2 separate regions of the Homo sapiens genome follow, and region 1 is linked to region 2. Evidence: chromatin contacts called from ENCODE Hi-C or POLR2A ChIA-PET data. All regions are on one chromosome and are shown on one strand. The core of a region is the stretch at or near the end of the contact, and the rest is flanking DNA. Distances in the headings are between cores, read along the strand shown.

What was found. A loop is a pair of places that touch in the nucleus more often than their neighbours do. ChIA-PET counts read pairs that join two places held with the same protein, here RNA polymerase II (POLR2A). Pooled maps may share reads with other maps.
Region 1: a map of Right ventricle myocardium inferior shows a loop between it and region 2 (2.1-fold over the local background). The contact joins two enhancer-like sites. A Hi-C loop is called at or near these places in 2 of 168 maps with a recorded cell type or tissue (Caco-2 and Right ventricle myocardium inferior), 1 of 37 single-sample maps with no recorded cell type and 4 of 50 pooled maps. POLR2A ChIA-PET finds 5 or more read pairs at or near these places in 5 of 52 experiments (GM12878, H1, HepG2 and 2 more).

Annotation. Positions count from the first base shown.
Region 1 is chr15:37,012,264-37,016,676 of GRCh38, reverse strand. The region is part of intron 8 of MEIS2 (Meis homeobox 2); the gene reads left to right. Among named protein-coding and RNA genes, the nearest start is that of MIR8063, 42 kb to the right of the region's middle. Within about 2 kb of position 1,481, at least 8 of the 41 ENCODE cell types and tissues checked have a DNase peak (open chromatin) inside an H3K27ac peak, as active enhancers do.
Region 2 is chr15:37,055,108-37,059,920 of GRCh38, reverse strand. The region is part of intron 7 of MEIS2 (Meis homeobox 2); the gene reads left to right. Among named protein-coding and RNA genes, the nearest start is that of MEIS2, 43 kb to the left of the region's middle. Within about 2 kb of position 3,345, at least 7 of the 41 ENCODE cell types and tissues checked have a DNase peak (open chromatin) inside an H3K27ac peak, as active enhancers do.

The DNA of each region.
Region 1 (4,413 bases), core at 232-2,731, 41 kb after region 2:
AGGCAAAAGTTCCTATTATATGCATAATAGTAGGAATTTCTTTTTTCTTTCTGTCAAACACAATCCCAGGGTACTCTACTCTCTAAGAACATCTTGGGCCCTGGGTTCTGGCAGACGTTTCTTATTCTTACTTCACTGATCCCTTTTCGAGCTGCTGGAGGGACTTTTTTTTAAGTTGCTACCGTTGATACAGTTGCTATTAATCACCGTCTGCCATGTTGTGACGCAGGTTTAATAACATCTCATTGAGTGGCTCTCGCAAACTGGAGGCTTACCAACAGCACTAGCCTTTGATATTCGACTCACACCAGGAAAAAGAAAATGTAGAGTTAAAAAAAAAAAACACTGCAAATAGAAAAAAGAACAAAAACTGGAGAAAACAGAGTGAAATCAAAAACAGATAGCTTTCTGTGTGCAGCTTAGTTTGCCATGGGAGCAGTGAAGCTATAAATCTCAGCAGTGTTGTTTGAAAACTGAACATGAGGCTGCTAAATTTATCATTCATTCTTTGTTGTTTCAGGGAGGGGAAGAGCTAGCTGACTTGGCTAACTTTGGATTCTGCCCCCTCCCATCAGTAACGTTTCATTTTTCTCCAAATAAAATCAAAATTTGTTTTTTCCTGGATCAAAGAATACTGGGTGATTTTTACCAATGGTTGGGGAAAGAAGGGGGAAAGGAGGACTGGCTTTGAGTCATCCATGTGCTGTGGGAGTGTGTGATTTCTTCCACTTCATAAATGTGGGGACAGGATGGTTTTCTTTCGTTATAGAAAGAAAGGATATACACATCTCCTACTATATACTTTAAAAATCCATATGTAGAATGTAAAAGCATGGAGAAAGTTCACCACCACGAGGATATCTAGAGCCTCGTGAAGCTGCAAAATTCCCTCCTTTTGTTTGCACTGGTGCTCTATGTTGCACTGCACAGGGGGAAAAAAAAGGTAGAAAGCAAGCCTGCTACAGATGTGACTAGCTATGAATATTCATGAGTGCCATTGCTCCTCCTTTCCTAGAGCATCCAGGCCTTTCTGATCTTCCTCTTGCACAGCTCCCAGATGCTCCCCCTGCCACCCACCCCACACTTCCCCCACCTCAAATCTGCCCTCCCTGACCAACCCTGGAACAAGACTGCAGTTTATTTCGATAACATCCTGGCATGATACAGTGATCGGTGGCCTTAGAAGTGTGTTTGTGTGTGTGTGTGCATGTGTGTGTGTGTGGATATACTCCTGCACCAAAACAAAGGGGGAAAAGAAAAAAAATGTAATTATCTACAGTTTTATGAATTCAACTCCCCTTAATGTTCATTATTTAAACCAGCAGCAATTACAAGTTCAAAGGGGTTTAGAGGGCCAGCAACCCGCATAATCACTGCCAAATTAAGCGGGACTCATTCGTCACAGGAGAGTACACCCTGAGCAGTGAATCATGCATGCCGTGACAGGCTCTGATTTACATAAAGCAGAAATCTGTGCCCTCTGGGGCTGCACGTTACTTCTTCTCAGTAGCCCTGTGATACGTGAATTTTCTTTTGGTATTAGGAAGCTGATACTGCCTCCGACATGGCATAGCGTTCCGCTAAATATTGACAATAGCTTTTCACTTTAGTGTATACTTGAGCTCAAGTCACATGTTGGGCCACAATGTCAGTGCAATTCTGATTCTGGGAAAGAAAAGAATTTGTTTCCCCTAAAGTTTCTGAATTAAGTACTTTTATGATTAAAAAGAATGAGAGTTTGGTGGTACAGTTGTGTTTCCTTTTATCCCAATCTGTTCAGGTCCATAGTTAAAAATCTATGGTGCTGATAAGGAGCAAAAAAAAAAAAAAACCCTTAGACCTATGACCTAAGTGCCTGAAGGGAGTGATCCGTTGAGGAATGCCCCCTAAGGCCCTTTCCTGTTTGGCATTTAGAGAACTTTTGAGTGTTACCTAGTGACAGTTGGAGACGATAATTGAAGTAACCTGTGCTCTGAAGCTGGACTTTGTGTTACCAAACTTGAGAGGACTTCTGATTGGATGGTCCAGGAAACCTGCCTGAGTGCCGTCATCAGCCATTGAAATCTCTTGGGTCTAAACAATAAAAAATTCCAGAATTAAGTTCAAATCAAAATGCATTTGGTTTAGGATGATTGTGTCAGACACCAAAACAACATATGTAGATTTTTATCCCCCATTCTTAGATGTTCTCTCTTGTCTCTTTAGGCAAACCTTGGCACTATTTTATCAGTTGTTTTCTCTCTTTTGGGAAGAGCTCATTTTTCCATTTGTGGCTCAATCATCTTGGTGTTATGATGTCATTTCCCCACACAGTCATTCTCTTTTCTCAGATATAGTACTGCATCCACACTTAGGATTGGAAGCATTTGGGCTTTGAGAATTAGTTTGGCAATTTGGGAGATAATCGACCCTTGTTTTTGTGCTGACTTTGAAGTGCAGATAAAGGTCTTGTGGTTTTGTGTCTTGTAACTGGGTCTACGCTTCACATATATCTAAGCAGTGGGTTTAAGAAGTTCTTTGCAATAGATCACAGTAGTTTGTGAAGCAATGTGACAAAATGGACCCAAAGCACCCTTAAACAGGCTTCCTGGTGTTCTGCTATTGTTAACATTCTACCACCACCACTCAAAGCCTCCAAAATTTCATCTTGCCATTAAGTCTCTAGATACTTTGTTTCCCTGGGTTCTTGCCCATATCTTCCTCCCTGAGATTCTTCACCAAGTGGAGATTTTGTATGCTCAAGTGTGAAGTTACAGAAATGTTGTCTCTACTGTCACAAGTATACTGTAAGGTGGCCTGCTTATACTGGAAAGAGGAGTAAGCCAGGAATATCAGTCCCAGGTTAGTCCAGTTAAGAAACCAGGTTAAATGGACAAGTTGTTTCACCTCTCTGAGCTTCAGTTTCTTCAGTTGTAAAATGGGTATAGTCATTTCTATTTTGCTTAACCCAGAAGTTGTTATAAGGAGTGGTAGTTGTTAATTTTATTTCATTGCCAAAGCTCTGAATTCATTGAGCTGTTTGAGTTCCTCCTAGAATATATATATGTATTATATATATATGTAATATATTAGCAATATTATATATATATATAATTTTTTTTTTTGAGTTGGAGTTTTGCTCTTGTTGCCCAGGCTGGAGTACAAAGGCGTGACCTCGGCTGACTGCAATCTCTGCCTCCTGGGTTCAAGTGATTCTCCTGCCTCAGTCTCTGGAGTAGCTGGGATTACAGGCGCCCACCACCATGCCCAGCTAATTTTTTGTATGTTTAGTAGAGACGGGGTTTCACCATGTTGGTCAGGCTAGTCTTGAACTTCTGACTTCAGGTGATCCATCCACCTCGGCCTCCTAAAGTGCTGGGATTACAGGTGTGAGCCACGGTGCCTGGCCTTAAAATCATCTTTTTTCCTCTCCTCTCTTCTGCTCTTCTGTGTTCCTCAGAAGTAAGATCCTTTCTCTCTCGTTTCTTCAGGCCTTATTCTCACATCCAGGCTGAGCTTTGCTGTAAGGTGCCATCTGGCACTCTCAGTGGAAGGATTCTCCTGGACTCCATGAAATCTTCCAAGCCAGTTTCCTTTCTCTCATCACTACCTCTAGAGTCCTAGGGAAGAAGAATCAACATTTTGACTTGCGTTCTTGTGTGGTCCCCTCCTCCAGAACTCATCCTTCTTTTTTTCTGTTTAAATAATTTCATGCCTTTTAAAACCCAAATACTGTCAAGCTTTTAGGGTCACTGAGATTGAAATATGCATTTGCAGGAGGTAAACATTGGTAGACAAATTTATATACTGTAATATATACCTAAAGTGCCAAAAAAAGCCACATTGAAAAAATATTATTCTAACCTTTCATATGTACACCTGAAAAATATAGTCAATGACTTGCAAATCCAAATTAGATTTATAGTAAATTATTTAAAGATATTCTAATAAAGAATTTAATGTAATTGAATTTGTACACATTAGGGCAATCTTAACTAGCATGCTGGCAAAAATGGCCATATAGTAGTACCCTAGGTAGCATATTGATATTACAAATATATGTAAAATAGGCCGTATATAGATGCACACACATGCATGTATACACACAAACAAGCAAAGTGTGGTAAGGTAGAACCTATGCAAAATAGGGGAAGAATTGTAACATTTTCTCAGTGAAATTCATGGGACCTTTTTGTGGGCACACGTCACCTGTGGACTACTTTGTAACAGGCCTATGAATAGGATGCATGATTAGATTCTGAGGTTCAGTTAGTGATAAAAACGGAAGCATGCTTTCTTTGCAAACAAATAGTGCATCTCTTCATTCACTTCTTTCTTAGCAATCTATGGTTTCTAACATGGCCATACCACTGGGAAAGGACTGAGGAACAAGGAGATGTTTTAATGATCAAATTTCACCTGCTTTGGTCCAGC
Region 2 (4,813 bases), core at 2,096-4,595:
GACTCTCGCTGGAGTGCAGTGGCATGATCTCAGCAAACTGCAACCTCCACCTCCCAGGCGCAAGCGATTCTCTTGCCTCAGCCTCCTGAGTAGCTGGGACCACAGGTGTGTGCCACCACACCCAGCTAATTTATGTTTGTATTTTTAGTAGAGATGGAGTTTCATTGTGTCGACCAGGCTGGTCTCTAACTCCTGGCCTCAACTGATTCACCCACCTCAGCCTTCCGAAGTGCTGGGATCACAAGCATAAGCCATCACACCTTGCCTAAAAGTACATTTTTTAATTAAAAAAAAAAAAGAAGGCAGTACACTTAGGAAAATTTTATTTATCTGCAAGCCTCAGTATCCTAAAGACATGTAATAACTTGGATCCCATTTCTGAGGCTATTTAATTAAGCTTTTTTGAATAAACAAGTGCACGTAATGCTTAGCTGTACAGAAATTATCAGTGTCCTTAGCTTCTATTGCTTAGTACTAGGCCAAATAATTTGAAAGAGCCTGTAATTCTTTATCTCCCATATGTAACATGTCAGCCATGACTATTTTACTTTACTCTTAAATATATAATTTATAAATAGAAGCAATGTTGATAGACTCGTTTGACTCCCTTCTAGAAATAAATGACTCATTCTGGATTGCATGTGAGAGCTTCAAGCTGCTCTAAGTAACAATCCACGACAATGAGAAAATTGTTATATTATTCATCTGGGCAGCAGGAAATTAAAAAAATAAAAAAGCAGTCTGCTCCCCTAGTAACTGGGACCTTTTGTGTGTTACAGATCACTGAGGGCAAACTTTGCATCAGTTCTGGGCACTGGGCAAATAAACTTATCTCCTCGTTTTTGTTTTTGTACCTTGTCATAAACTATGTAGATTGTTGGTCATTTAAATACAAGTGAATATATGCATTAATCAAAAAGTTATCTTAATTTTTTAATGATTCTTACAGAACAGTCTTTTCTTTTAGATCATTTTTTTCTATTTGTAATTTTGTATTTATTCAAAATATGTATGTTTGCTTTAAAAATGGGGTTTTCCTTTTGAAAGAAATCCCCTGGAAAAGGGTCACCTCTGTTTTCTTTGGAAATGCAGGAAATCAACATGTCCTCTGGCAGTTATTTTTCCTCATAATATGCCCAGTAAAAGTGGTGGAATCTTGACCCAGGTGATCTGTGGAGCCTTTGCTGATGAATTTGGTGCCACTGCTGTCCTCATTGTTTTGAAATTAAAGAGACAAGTGGTAATAGAAAGAGGAAAACACATTTTTAATGCAGAAATCATTTAGACCTGCAAAGTTTGTTGCCCACTGAGGAAAGAGCTCTGTTAGTGGTGACTGCACAGATCACATGATACAACCTTTTGACAACTGAGTGTCTGCCGGAGACGTCTGTGAGAGATGACCTTTTGACCTAGGAAGGAATGCTGTGAAGGTGGGAATGTACTCTCAGCCCTGGCCCAGGAGAGAACGTTGAAAACAGCCCCAGCTTCTCTGCTCACAGGATCTAGCTTGGTTTTCGCTTTGACTGTAGTATCAGACGATAAAAACTTGAGAGCGTTTCCTAAAATTCTTCCAGACCTTTACTATTACTCCCACCCTGTGTAATAGAGTGAAAAATAATATGAGTTATCCTATAAATGTGTGTTGCAGGTGACTTGAGAAATCAGTTGTTCTCCCTACCAGCTCGTGGGCTGGAACCCACATCTTGACCTGTTTTCAGGCAGGGAATTAAGCCCATGCACGATCCTTTGGGGGCCTTAGGTGGGTGTGGGGGGAGTAGGGAGAAAAGAATGAGTCCATTGCTGTAGAAGCATTCCCAGTAGCGATGATCTTCGTAGGAACAAAAATCCATTGTACAGGGCTGTAACCTGAGAAACTTTCTGTTATCGTGCTTGTTTTACTCACCAACATTGATCCCCGGTACATGTGACCCTTTGAAAAGAAGCACCATGTTGGTGATTCCTCTTATTACTAAATACCATTGTGTTTATAATGGCCATTTATATATGGTTACACTCCACGCCCGTGTGGTTAATAGGCGTTCTCTAACTCTCTGATGCCACCTGACCAGCACAGGATACAAGCCTCGGCTTCTTGATTACTCTCTTTACCCTGTCGTCTGTCATTCTGTGATGTTCTCTGTGAAAACAAAGTAGAGAGCTTAACATTGCTGAAAATAGGGTAGCACAAACTCTACCGGGGGGAAAAAAGACAAAAAAGCCTAGTAAAGCCTTGAAAAAAATAGGTTACTTTATTTATTTATTTATTTATTTTTTCAGTTCCACAATATGTCTGCATGCTTTGGCACTGATTTCTCAGCTAGTTGGGTCCCAGGAGGCCCCGTTGAGCCCTTTACTGCTCAGGGAGTTGCCGCTTTAGAAAATGGGGGAAAAATGTAGTTTGTATGAATTGTTCTTTACCTTGGTTTGGGTTCAGAATGGCAGCTGCACTCCGACTTTGTGTGTGACAGCACAAAGGCCAGCAAAACTGAAAAGCAAGTCAGCAAGTAGAGAGACAAAAGCAACGATCAGCTAATACAGCTCCACATGGCCTGACTAATTTATGAGAAAAAAACTGTTCTGTTCATTGGATCAGCACTCTGAGGAGGCAGGTGGAATTGTAGGAAGTTTTCATTGACTCTCCCGAGCAACTAAGGACGCCACGAGAGATTCTTCTCAGTTTGAACTTTATCAGGGTCTACGCTTAATCAATAGAGTATTGGAAAAAGAATTAATTACTAAAGCAGAATAAAACAGCTGCATTTTAAACTAAGGATCCATCAATTCGGTAATCTTCCAGTTACAGGCTAGGTGCCGTGAGGATTTGACTCCATGTAATGAGGAACCCGGGGAGTTTCCTCATGAACAGGCTGGGAATTCACATTAGCCTGTTTCAGCTATTTGTCATTAGTACAACTCATTTCTCCTCTTCTGCATTACAATTTGTATTTTATGTACTGTGGAACCCACGAAATTCCCACATTCATGGGAGGGAGGGCGTTAAGGCGGAAATCATTGTCACCCTGAGAAAGAGTCTTAACCTAGCTCGGCCTCTTTATTCTGGAAGCTGCCGCGGGAGCGGTTCGGAGCTGGACCCTGCTCCATTGTGCCCAGGGTGGGGGTCAGGGCCCCCGCCTGTTGAAGACACACTGGTTTGAACCCAGCCTGGAAATGTTTCATCTATAATTTCCATAATGGTGGATTTCAAGGAGGGCTGAGGAGGGTTATGGGAGATGAATTAGGTTTTTAGTGAGCTCATTAGGAAGCCAAACAGAGTTGAGACACAAGGCAGTGAGCGGGGCTGTAATCAGTTCTGCTCGCTTTGTTCCCTGCCTCCGGGACATGTTTCGAAAACTTTCTGGCGGGGGCTGCCGAGCCGGTGCTCAGGCGAAGCTGCCGTCCTGGTGGCTGACTTGTTGATTTGTAAACCTCTTAATTCATTTTTTTTGTTCAATTTAATCTTTTCTTTCTGAAGGAAAATTAGTTGAATGTTAGCCCTCTTTGCACTATTCACCTCTTAAATTATGCTCATTTTGAAGAGCTTGTTATGCCTGAATAAACATGAAATGACTTGGCATTTTCCCATCAGAGGCACACCCATTTTAACACCATGTATTTACCATTCCTGGAAATGTCTCATTAACTTCTGAAAATCTGCGAGCATGATATTTTGGGCTACTGTAACACACCTCTTGGCAGTCACAGAAGGCAGTTTGGTTAATGCCTCATAATATCCATTTTTATTCTCAACATGAAGAAAGACTCTCTATAGAAAATTGATGCAGTTTGCTCTGCTAATTTTCATGCTCATTCCAATTAATTTAACATGACCCAGATTTTCTTCCTCGGGCTCATCCTGACTAATTAGTAAAGCAACACCTAGAACAAGTTATGTTTAATAACATTGAGGAACACTAGTTGTGAGTGATTTTGATGCTAATAAAGATATTCACTGATGGGACAGATATTTTATGTCAATTATGGTATGTAATTTAGAAGTCCCAATGTGCTGCTTGGAGTATGGAAAGGCTAGCAAATCACTACGGGAGATAATAGTGTTTTTAAGACTTCCGCAGCACCTAAATAACCACTGGGACCAATTACTTTATTTTTTGTGGTAGAACTAGCAGGATTGTTAACTGATTCCATGGTAATGAAAGGGGTGGAGTTGTTGCATTACAAACCTGACCCATATTCACCAGGGCCGAGCTTTCCGTACTTAGTGAACCTTAGCGAGAAAAGAAAAGCAATCAGGGGCATCAGAAAGCAGCATTTGTTCAAGGAGAAGGAGTGGTTTCTCCACCTCTGTGGTTGGCGTTCTTTTATCACATTTTTGTCAGTGAGATGAATCAATTTTACTGCTTACAGCAAGGTTGAAGGTGGTGGTGGCTGTGGCAGTGGTGGAAGGTTTCCGAAGTCGAGTAATGTTGTTTAATGTTGAGAGCTCTCCACATTCTCATGAGGAAAACAGTTGAAAGTGAGGCTCTAGGAAGTGGGGGGAAAAACACACACACACAGGGAAGAATTATATTTATTTTATTTCTAACAAGTATTTCATCAGTGCCTATGATGTGCCAGGCACTGTTCTATGTGCTAGGAGTAAGGAGGGATAGGAAAACCCCAGTGCCTGTCCCCAGGATGCTTACGTTCATAGTCGAATGTATATTTCCTATTGTCTTAAGTTGATCAACCACAAAATCTTGGCATGAATTACTCAATAGGGTATAGAAATGTTATGAGGTTTTATAGGAGAATGGGAAATTCTGGACAGATGGACTCTGAGCTCTCAGAGATAGCCATCATAGGATGCAGTCAA